Linked DNA regions of Homo sapiens: region 2 is linked to region 1. Evidence: read pairs that join two places in POLR2A ChIA-PET (ENCODE). Cell type or tissue: endothelial cell of umbilical vein. All regions are shown on one strand. Links, peaks and the distances in the headings refer to the core of each region. The heading gives the core; the rest is flanking DNA. Region 1 overlaps PCSK5 (proprotein convertase subtilisin/kexin type 5). Region 2 has its middle 370 kb from the start of PCSK5.

Evidence for each region. Peaks named below come from ENCODE experiments on the same cell type or tissue, not always from the same donor. Only the 100,000 strongest peaks of a DNase experiment are listed, where the experiment ranks them.
Region 2: POLR2A ChIA-PET joins it to region 1 with 11 read pairs; 2 of 35 experiments call an interaction of 5 or more read pairs at or near these places.

The regions. Positions count from the first base shown.
Region 1 is chr9:76,213,293-76,218,673 of GRCh38, reverse strand. The region is part of intron 20 of PCSK5 (proprotein convertase subtilisin/kexin type 5); the gene reads right to left. Among named protein-coding and RNA genes, the nearest start is that of RFK, 180 kb to the left of the region's middle. In endothelial cell of umbilical vein, for the core only: no CTCF peak of the experiment used is centred there; DNase peaks (open chromatin) are centred at 2,313 and 3,363.
Region 2 is chr9:75,519,994-75,525,374 of GRCh38, reverse strand. No RefSeq gene overlaps it. Among named protein-coding and RNA genes, the nearest start is that of PCSK5, 370 kb to the left of the region's middle. In endothelial cell of umbilical vein, for the core only: no CTCF peak of the experiment used is centred there; no DNase peak of the experiment used is centred there.

The DNA.
Region 1 (5,381 bases), core at 61-5,060:
CTCTCTCTCTCATAGGATGTGGTGGGGATCAAATGAGAAAACAGACCTACAGCACCAGAAGAATGGATGACAGAGGTTAGTTATGATTCTGTTTCTTTAATTGTGTTATCTCATTAAATATTAGATAATAATGTAGGGTAGTTAGGGGTCTCAGCTCCATTTGATCAAGGAATTTAAGCACCAGAATGTTAATCCTGTGTGAACATCATCTAAACCCTGGTCAGACTGGATCCCAAATTGTGCTTTTTCTCCTGCCCCTGAGGAATGTATTGGTTGCATATGTGGGTGGCAATGAGGCAGCTAAAATTAATGACCCTCCAGACCAAGCACAATGACCTTGCAAAGCAATTGGGCTTCAGATGCAACCTACACACGTTCTTTTTTTTATTATTAGCATCGCCTGGAGACAGCCTCCCTATACCAAACAAAGCCAGCTTTTCCTGCACTGTGCTGTGGAAAATTCCAGAGCCATGGCTGTGCCCTTCTTAGGCTGCTGAGGTCAAAGTCGGTCAGAAATAGGTGAATCTCCATCAGATGGGGCTTTTCCCCAGCAGAGTTTCATCAAGTCAGGTTCAGAACTTGGGATCCTTGGTCCCCCTATGGACTGCTCACTGCACTTGGGCTGTACCTGCTTCTTCACTGAGTGGGTGGGGGCTCCCCTACTTGGCAGGTATCAGGACACATTGTACAGTCCTTCCCACCTCATTGAGGTGGAGCACATAAACAGATGAGAATGAAAGTGAGGGCAGCGGCGTTTGTATGGATGGGGGTGGGGAATGTGGTGTGGAGGGGCAGGAGGCTTCCAAATCCAGGTGTCAGAGAGCTCAGGTGTTTCCTTGCCTACTAACGTCCTTCCCCGTGGTTTGCATCCTATCAGAGCTTTAGGCTGTCCAGAGTGTGGAATCCAGGACTAGAACCTCACTGGTTCCACAGTAGAGAGGATGGCTCTTTCTCCTTTTTGAGATTCCTCTCATTCCCACTGTGTGCTCGGATGACGATGAGCTATCTTCTCCCCACTTGGAAGCATGCCTTCCCCCAAGAGGTGGGGAACTGAAGTGCCTATATCTGGAACCAGGTGTCCTAGATGTGAACCTCAGCCCTGTCTTGGCTACATGTGTAACCTTGGGCAAGTTCCATAACCTCTCTGAGCCTCAGTCAGCTCATCTGTAAAATGGTGATAATCACAGCTAAGAAAATGGCCAGATGGATTAAATTAGTTAACACATGAAATGTGCTTTGAAACATACTGGCACACTAGTAAGCACTCAATAATTTTCAGCTGTTGCTACTCCAGTGAGTAAAACTGGGTCCCTCAGATAAGCAACACCAGAGAGCAAACACCAGAGAGACCTTTAGAAACACTCAACGCTCAACTCACTTCTTATTGTCTGGTGGCTTTGAATAATGTACTTAATCTCTCTTCAGCTTTATAAAATGAGTTCAATTGCTCCAAACTTTGCTAGTTCCTGTTTGTCTCCTGCCTAATATCAGGTAATATTATTCCTTCTCATACTGTGGTTGATTTAGAAGTGCATAGTAATGGCTGGGTAATAGTAATGGTGGTGGCTCACGCCTGTAACCCCAGCACTTTGGGAGGCTGAGGCAGGTGGATCTGAGACCAGCCTGGCCAACATGGTGAAACTCCATCTCTACTAAATACAAAAAATTAGCCAGGAGTGGTGGCGCATGCCTGTAGTCCCAGCTACTTGGGAGGCTGAGGCAGTCGAATTGCTTGAACCCGGGAGATGGAGGTTGCAGTGAGCCAAAATTGCACCATTGCACTCCAGCCTGGGTGACAGCGAGACGCCATCTCAAAAACAAACAAAAAAAGAAATGCGTAGTAAGTATACACAAAATATTTCAAAAGGATTTCTTCTCCACAACTCTTCAGGGACCCCTTAAGAAAACAGACTCCAATTGTATTAACCATTGTATTACTTTTAAGAAGTCAACCAGGCATGGTTCTATTTGGCACCAAAGTTCTATTCAGGAAATGGCAGCCCCCTTCCCTTTGACCCCCAATACTAAATCTACAGTTCTAGAACAATTCACTTCCTAAAAAATTGTGGGCATCTTAAACCAATATTGGACAGAAAGGCAGGTCAGCTCTTCCTCTATTGCTTAATATTATCCTTCTTGTTGCCTTATGGAGGAAGCTCTTGAGAGTAATATAATATTGTTTGTGACACTCACTGATCTTCACCCAGCTCTTAGCACAGTGGTCAGGAATTGGTTGTGAGCTAACTTGTGCAACCTCAATATAAACCCAAGGAATTGTTTCTTTGACATTAATAACATCATGAGAGGATGCTTGACTCATCAAAACATTTCAGAGTGGTATGACTCAATGCATTCTTGCTCTTTTTTCCTTTCCTGAATGCCTTGATATCTCCTTTCAAGGCTCTACATGCTTCTCTCTACCCCATCTATGCTGTAGAGCGCCGGGTTCCACCAGTGGCATTGTAGCCTCTGTCTCCCTCCACCATATGGACCTGAGAACTTGCCTTCTCAGCCTAGTCCTACAGAGAAGTCCTGCGGAGTCATGTAGAGGACAGAGGAGGAGCTTGCAAAAAACCTCTGACTTTGCTAGAAACATTGTAGCTCTAGAAAGTCTATGTGGCCTCTAGAACAATTCAGTCCCTCTGGTAGAAGAGCCGATTGCAGTGCCTTCAAACTCTCCCCCTTGGAGTCTGACTCCAGTCCCCATTTTTTTTTGTTTTAATTTTTAATTTTTTTAGACAGAATCATGCTTTGTCACCCAGGCTGGAGTGCAGTGGTGTGATCTTGGCTTACTGCAACCTCTGCTTCCCAGGTTCAAGCAATTCTCCTGCCTCAGCCTCTGAGTAGCTGGGACTACAGGTGTGTGCTACCACACTCAGCTAATTTTTGTATTTTTGGTAGAGACTGGGTTTCACCATGTTAATCAGGTGGTCTTGCACTCCTGACCCCAGGTGATCCTTACAGAGAAGGATCGCCTGCCTGCCTTGGTCTCCCAAAGTGCTGGGATTACAGGCATGAGCCACCACACCTGGCCTCCACTCTCCATTATTATCAAGCCCACCCCAAGCAGGCCCTCAGCGTCTCCCTTGGAGGCCACCACACCTTCCTGAATTAGTTAAGTAACTTTCCCCTTGGTGGCCTCTTTAGCAGCATCTCTAGGGAACAAGCAACCAGTGAAACAAGTCTGGGCCCCATATCGGGGGTCCTGGGCCTTCAAAGCCTAGCCCAGCCCATGGCTTAGGTCTGCAGCTACCAGGCAGGCTTAGCATCCACAGCTCAGGAAGCCTGCCTTTCCCTGGAAACTCGATTCTAGTGATCATCTCAGGCAGAGCTGGTGACTCAGGCCCTCCTCCCCTTCCCAAACTCCCTCTGGCTGCTGTCTGACCTGCTGTGACTTCTTTTTGCTTTCAAGGCTGCTCTTGATATTTATCTTAACCAGATTTTACATGGTATGATGTGCCTGGGGCCCCAAATTTTCCTGGGGAAGGCCAATTCCTCTCTCTGCTGTTCACAGTTTGCCAAAATGGGCAGGGATGGGCTGTGGAAAAGCTGCCTGTGGGCTTGGGGAACTTGAACAGTCTTTGGCTTATGCAATTGTCTAGTGTCATTTAGGTTATAATTTTCTAAAGATGAATTTGTCAGAGGCCAACATTTTCTATGGAATAAAAACAACCAGCTTACAACAGTAGCATGAATGATAGACTTGCAAAATGGCTAAAGAAGTAGGGAGAGGAGAAAGTTGTAGTTGTATTGTTTGGGGAGCGTAAGTCCAGGCATTGGGTCAAAGATAAGGGAAGCTTTTCTAGAAAAGCTTTCTCAATATTTTCACACTTAATTCTCAGAGCCAGTTTATGGAGGTGAGCATTGCTCTCCTCTTACAGATGAGGAAACCAAGGCTCAGGAAATGTAAGCAGTCTGTCCAAGGTCACTGAATTAGTAATAATAAGAACAGCTAACACTTATTTCATGATTACCATATGCTAGGAATTGTTCGGAGTGCTCCACAAATACTAACTTACTTGATCCTTACAATAACTTGACCCTGTTGGGAGAAAGGCATTGTATACTGCTTGTTTTTTAAATCATCCCCAAGGCCTGCTTTTTGTTGTTGTTGTTGAGAAAGTTGAGGCAATGAGACATTAGTGGTCTGTTAAGGTCACCTAGCTGTTGCCAGAGCTGGGACTTAAACCAAGAAGTCAGACTCCAAACTCTCCTCTTTTAACCAGAGTTTTGCTATACATACCCTTTTTCAAGAAAGTAGTAGAGATGAGATTTCATGTTTAAATGGCACCCCCCTTCCAATATCCTAGAAATTCAAATCACTGGTGGGCTGCGTGCACACACACATATGTGTGTGTGTGTGCACGTGTGTGTGTGTGAGTGAATGTGGGGAAAAAGTCAAACATGCAATCCTAGACTCCTCAATCATGTAATCTGGAACTATTTGCTTGCCTACCATTTTCTTGCATGGGGCGTGGAGTGTTGGAAGAAGGCTCACTTTCTACCCTTTGTGGGATAGAATCAGCTCACATCAACTATCAAGAAAACTAGCCAATGTAGAATCAAGTGTTCAAATCTAAGTCTTGTCCAGAGCAGCTGGTTCTGATTATACTCTTCCCCGAGGACAGGGCCATCTCTTGCTTATTCTGGGGTCTCCGTGGCCTCACTGTATGAGTGGAAGATTGTTCCTAAGTGTGAGGAATTCATTCCATTTTTTTGTTTGTTGAACTGCAAATCAGATTGCCTTGGGCATGAAAGAATGGAGGATGTGGTTAAGTGGGCAGGAGGGAAAGTGGAGAATGTTTCAGAGAGAGACAAGGAAAGCAAAGGGTTGAAGGTAGAATAAGTCTGATGTCTCTGGGAGCAGGCAAATGATTGGGTTGACTGAAGTAGAAACTGAGTTCGAGAGAAATGAAAAATGACCTTGGATGGAGGATGTAGACAGATAACGGAACATCAGTTAGAGGGGTATCAAGTGGGTACAGCTGGTCAAAGGGAGTCACTGAAGATTTAGAAAGAGATAAAGTCTATGCTGGGCACAACTTTGGTGAAGATCACCCTGGTCAAGGGAGACTAAATGAATTGAAAGACAGCGTCCAGAAAATCAACCAGGAGATGGCTGCAGTAAGCCAGGGTGAGGGAGTGGAACCACTACAACCAAAATGGTGAGGACAGAGTGGTCCCCAGAAAATTGAGCCATCAGATCTCAGGGACAGATGGCTTTTAGAGCTCATCTACTCTAGCTGCCTTTATTTACCCTGTCCCCAGGGAATGGGTTGAATTCCCTCAATGATTTTCTAGCCCAGCCAGTGACTGCTCAGTGTTTGAATGAATACCGAAAAGGAAGAAGAACTCACTACCTCCTCTTCCATTTTTGGAAA
Region 2 (5,381 bases), core at 87-5,086, 690 kb after region 1:
AGATACAATGGGGGTACAGGTGTTGGGTAAATACAGCCATTCCAAATGGGAGAAATTGGCCAAAACAAAGTGGTTACAGGGCCCATGCAAGTCCAAAATCTAGTGGGGCAGTCAAATTTTAAAGCTCCAAAATGACCTCCTTTGACTACAGGTCTCACATCCCAGCCACGCTGATGCAAGAGGTGGGTTCCCATGGTCTTGGGCAGTTTCACCCCTGTGGCTTTGCAGGGTACAGACTTCCTCCTGTCTGCTTTCACGGGCTGGTGTTGAGTGTCTGCGACTTTTCCAGGTGCACAGTGCAAGCTGTCAGTGGATCTCCCATTCTGGGGTCTGGAGTATGGTACCCCTCTCTCACAGCTCCACTAGACAGTGGCCCAGTATGGACTCCGTGTGGGGGCTCCAATCCCACATTTCCCTTCTGCACTGTCCTAGCAGAGGCTCTCTATGAGCTCCCCACCCCTGTAGCAAACTTCTCCCTGGGCATCCAGGCATTTCCATACATGTTTTAAAATCTAGGCGGAGGTTCCCAAACCCCACTTTTTTACTTCCATGCACTTGCAGGCTCAACACCACGTAGAAACTGCCAAGGCTTGGGGCTTGCTCCCTCTGAAACCATGGCCTGAGCTCTATGTGGGACCATTTCAGCCATGGCTAGAGAATCTGGGATACAGGGCACCAAGTCTTTAGGCTGCACTCAGCACAGGGACCCTGGGCCTGGCCCAGGAAATCATTTTCTCCTAGGCCTCCAGGCCTGTGATGGGATGGACTGCCATGAAGACCTCTGACATGCCCTGGAAACATTTTCCCCATTGTCTTGGGGATTAACATTTGGCCCCTCATTACTTATACAAATTTCTGTAGCCAGCTTGAATTTCTCCTCAGAAAATGAGTTTTTCTTTTCTATCACATTGTCAGGCTGCATATTTTCTGAACTTTTATGCTCTGCTTTCCTTATAAAACTGAATGCCTTTAACAGCACCCAAGTTCCCTCTTGAATGCTTTGCAGCTTAGAAATTTATTCTACCAGATACCCTGAATCATCTCTCTCAAGTTCAAAGTTCCACAAATTCCTAGGGCAGGGGCAAAATGCCGCCAGTCTCTTTGCTAAAACATAACAAGCATAACAAGAGTCATCTTTGCTCCAGTTCCCAACAAATTCCTCATCTCCATCTGAGACTACCTCAGCCTGAACTTTATTGTCCATATTGCTATCAGGCTTTCAGTCAAACCCATTCAATAAGTCTCTAGGAGGTTCCAAACTTCCCCAATTTTCCTGTCTTCTTCTGAAATCCTCCAAACTATTCCAAACTCTGCCTGTTACCCAGTTCCAATATTCCACATTTTCGGGTATCTTTTCAGCAATGCCCCACTTTACTGGTACCAATTTACTATATTAGTCAGTTTTCACACTGCTGGTAAAGACATACCTGAGACTGGGAAGAAAAAGAGGTTTAATTGGACTTACAGTTCCACATGGCTGGGGAGGCCTCAGAATCATGGTGGGAGGTGAACAGCACTTCTTACATAGCAGCAGCAAGAGAAAATGAGAAAGATGCAAAATTGGAAATCCCTGATAAAATCATCAGATCTCATGAGACTCATTTACTACCATGAGAACAGTATGGGGAAAACCACCCCCATGATTCAAATTATCTCCCACCAGTTCCCTCCCACAACACATGGGAAGAATTATGGGAGTACAATTCAAGATGAGATTTGGGTGGGGACACAGAGTCAAACCATATCACCATTTAATGTTCTAAGTAAATATTGAATTTCAAGTTTTAGCACAAATCTTGCCACTCATCTTTATATTTTGCAATTCTAGCTTTAAATGCAAACACAAGAGCATTTATCTCATATACAGAATCACCAAAATTGTACCACCTATATTCCATAGCTCATACATGCATATATATCCCATTCTCACCAGAACAGTAGAAATGCTTCACAAAAGTAATGCAACTCTTTTTACTTTACTTCTTGATATAATTGAATTCTGTGAACACTAACTTCAGCTTATTAATGAGGAAGGAAGCACTGAAATTAAAAGAACTACTGGTTGTCCTACCTTTAATTTTCTGTGTCATCATTTTCAGAACAAGTAGTTGGCTAACAGAGGAAGGTAGCATGAGTAAGCAAAGATATTATAAGGTTTACATGTGTTTCCTATGGCTGCTGTATCAAATTACCCCAACTTATTGGCTCAAAATAACACAAATGCATTATCTTAGAGTTCTAGAGATCAGAAGTCTGAATGAGTTTCACTGGGCTCAATGCAAGGTGTCAGCAAGCTGCATTCTTTCTAGAGGCTCCAGGGAAGAATCCATTCCCTTTCATTCTCCAGCTTTTAGAGGCCACCACTGTGTGGTTTGTGATTCCTTCCTGCATCTTCAAAGCCAACACCATCAGGCCAAGTTCCACTCTGGCTGCCACCTATTCAGTTATTTCTCTTCTGCCTTCATTCCTTAAGGACATTTGTGATTTACATTGTGTATGGTCAGATAATCCAAGGTAACCTTCCAATCTCAAAGTCAGCTGATTAGCCTGGCTAACACGGTGAAACCCCATCTCTACTAAAAATACAAAAATTTAGCCGGGTGCACTGGCGGGCGCCTGTAGTCCCAGCTACTCCGGAGGATGAGGCAGGAGAATGGCCTGAACCCGGGAGGCAGAGCTTGCAGTGAGCCGAGATAGCTCCACTGCACTGCAGCCTGGGCGAAAGAGCAAGACTTCGTCTCAAAAAAAAAAAAAAAAAAAAAAAAAAAAAAAAAAAAAGTCAGCCGATTAGCATTCTTAAATCTGTGGTGTAACCTTAATTCCCTTGTGCCATATATAACCTAAGATATTCAAGTTTCCAGTTATGAGGATGTAGGCATCTTTGGAAGGGGGAGGTCATCATCCCATCATCCTGCCTTCCACATGGTTCTTTGGGACTTCTTTCTTAGAATGCCATTATATTCAAAGCAAGTTCTGGTTCTAACAGAAAGCAAAGTGTGGCCTTTTGTCCCTACTCACTGAGTCATAGGTATGTTTAATGCACTCAGCTGGTACTCACTTTTAGGCTCACTGAACTCCCATGCACTGTGGATCCACCCGAATTCCACACTCCTGAGGCATAGCGGATATACTATGTTAAAATAAGGTAGCTAGGAATTATCAAACTGCATATCACAGGCATCTCCTCTGCTCAAGTACATGCTCCATTGTCCCACCAGACTTCATTCACAAAACACGAAGATAAGGTTAATAAGAATTTCGGCCGGGCGCGGTGGCTCACACCTGTAATCCCAGCACTTTGGGAGGCCAAGGCGGGCGGATCACGAGGTCAGGAGATCGAGACCATCCCGGCTAAAAACGGTGAAACCCCGTCTCTACTAAAAATACAAAAAATTAGCCGGGCGTAGTGGCGGGCGCCTGTAGTCCCAGCTACTTGGGAGGCTGAGGCAGGAGAATGGCGTGAACCCGGGATGCGGAGCTTGCAGTGAGCCGAGATCCCGCCACTGCACTCCAGCCTGGGAGACAGAGCGAGACTCCGTCTCAAAAAAAAAAAAAAAAAAAAAAAAAAAAAGAATTTCAAGATAGTGATAGAAAAGCTTTAAACCAAGTCGAGGGTCCTTCTGAGTACAAAGCCCTGTGCAACTGCACAGGTCACATGTCCACGAAGCCAGCTCTGCCCTCATAAACCCTAGTGCATTACTGGCAACTTTCAGGAAGTTGATGTTTGAAAAGAGTATGTCTTGACAGAAACAGAAGTTTGATTTTCCACAGATTTCTTAATCATCAGTTTTCACTCACCAGCAAAAACATGTCCATACCTTTTCATACCAGATGCTTGTATTTACTATGATGCCACCCGTGATTAAAGAAGAAAAATAAGTGGTTTTTGTGGTACCGTACATGGTCTTTTTTCAAATGCAATTAGATCCATTTGTTAGCTGCTTAAGAAAAAGAAAGTTTTAAACTGGAAATTATTTTTATTTAATTATATTGCTTTGTTTTGTTTTGTTTTGTTTTTAGAGATAGGTTCTTGCTCTATTACCCAGGCTAAAGTGCAGTGGCACAATCGTAGCTCATTGCAGCCTCCAACTCCTGGGCTCAAGTGATCTTCCCACCTCAGCCTCCTGAGTGTAGCTGTGGCTACAGGAGCAAGCCACAACATGTGGTGTATTATTAAAATACATAAATACTATACATTTTTTTATTTTGAACTTAAAGTATATAAGTCTACATTCATTGGCAATCATTAGATATACAGCTACATTCTTCCTCTTCTTTGTGCATCAAAACTCTGATTGGAGTTCCATATCTGTCTTGCATAAATCACATCCATGATGCATAATCTATGATTTCGAGCTCGGGTTTCTTTAAAGTGATGCAAGACACTTTAGAGAAGATGCTTGTGAACACTTATATATAATATTAGTGCAGTCTGAGTTCAAAATCCTTCTAGTTTTATAATCCCCTTCCCAAACTTCTATAGTTGTCCACATATAATTCAACAGAATTTTATTATTGTGACTAGACTTTATACAGTCTTCCAAAGCTTCAATTATATTTTCAAAGGAATAATAACCTTTTTAAACTCACATTTCATTGACTTATTTAACATTTAATTAAGTTCCTAATTACATAAGTACAATTAGCATAAATATAAATATTTAATCAAATTATATAATTTGCTAAGTACAGTTGCCAAATAAAGTTTAAGAACCAAGAGAAGTGACTTTGGTAAGAATGTGACTTCAGTGGCAGGAATAGATTTTGGCAGGCTCGTAGAGATCAGTTGAATAGGGCTGGGCATGGTGGCTCATGCCTGTAATCAGAGCACTTTGGAAGGCTGAGGCGGGAGGATCACTTGAGCCCAGAAGTTTGAGACCAGCCTGAGCAGCATGGCAAAACCCTGTCTCTACAAAAAATTTTAAAAAGAGCCAGGTGTGGTGGTGTTTGCCCATAGTCCCAGCTGCTTGGGAGGCTGAGGCAGGAGAATCACTTGAGCCCTGGAGGTGGAGGCTGCAGTGAGCCATGATTGGGCCACTGGACACCAGCCCTAGTAATAGAGCAAGACCCTGTCTCAAAAAAACAAAAACGAGAGATTAGCCGAATAGCAGTGACCACTAAGTATCAAGAGGACATCATGTCTTACTCAGACAATGAAAGTCATCATTTGATTTGGACATGTGGCTCAGGGAAAATTGGTTTCAAATACGTAGTCCTATTTCAAAGGACTACCCTTAAAAGATTCCATTTTCTTAAGAAGTTTCTTTATACAAAGCTCAAAAGAACTAAAGAAGTCTCAATTTTTAATCACTGTCTTTTCAGATGTCATTTTCTCTTTAAGGCTTTCCCCTCCCTGCCCATGCGGAGTTAGTCACTCCCCA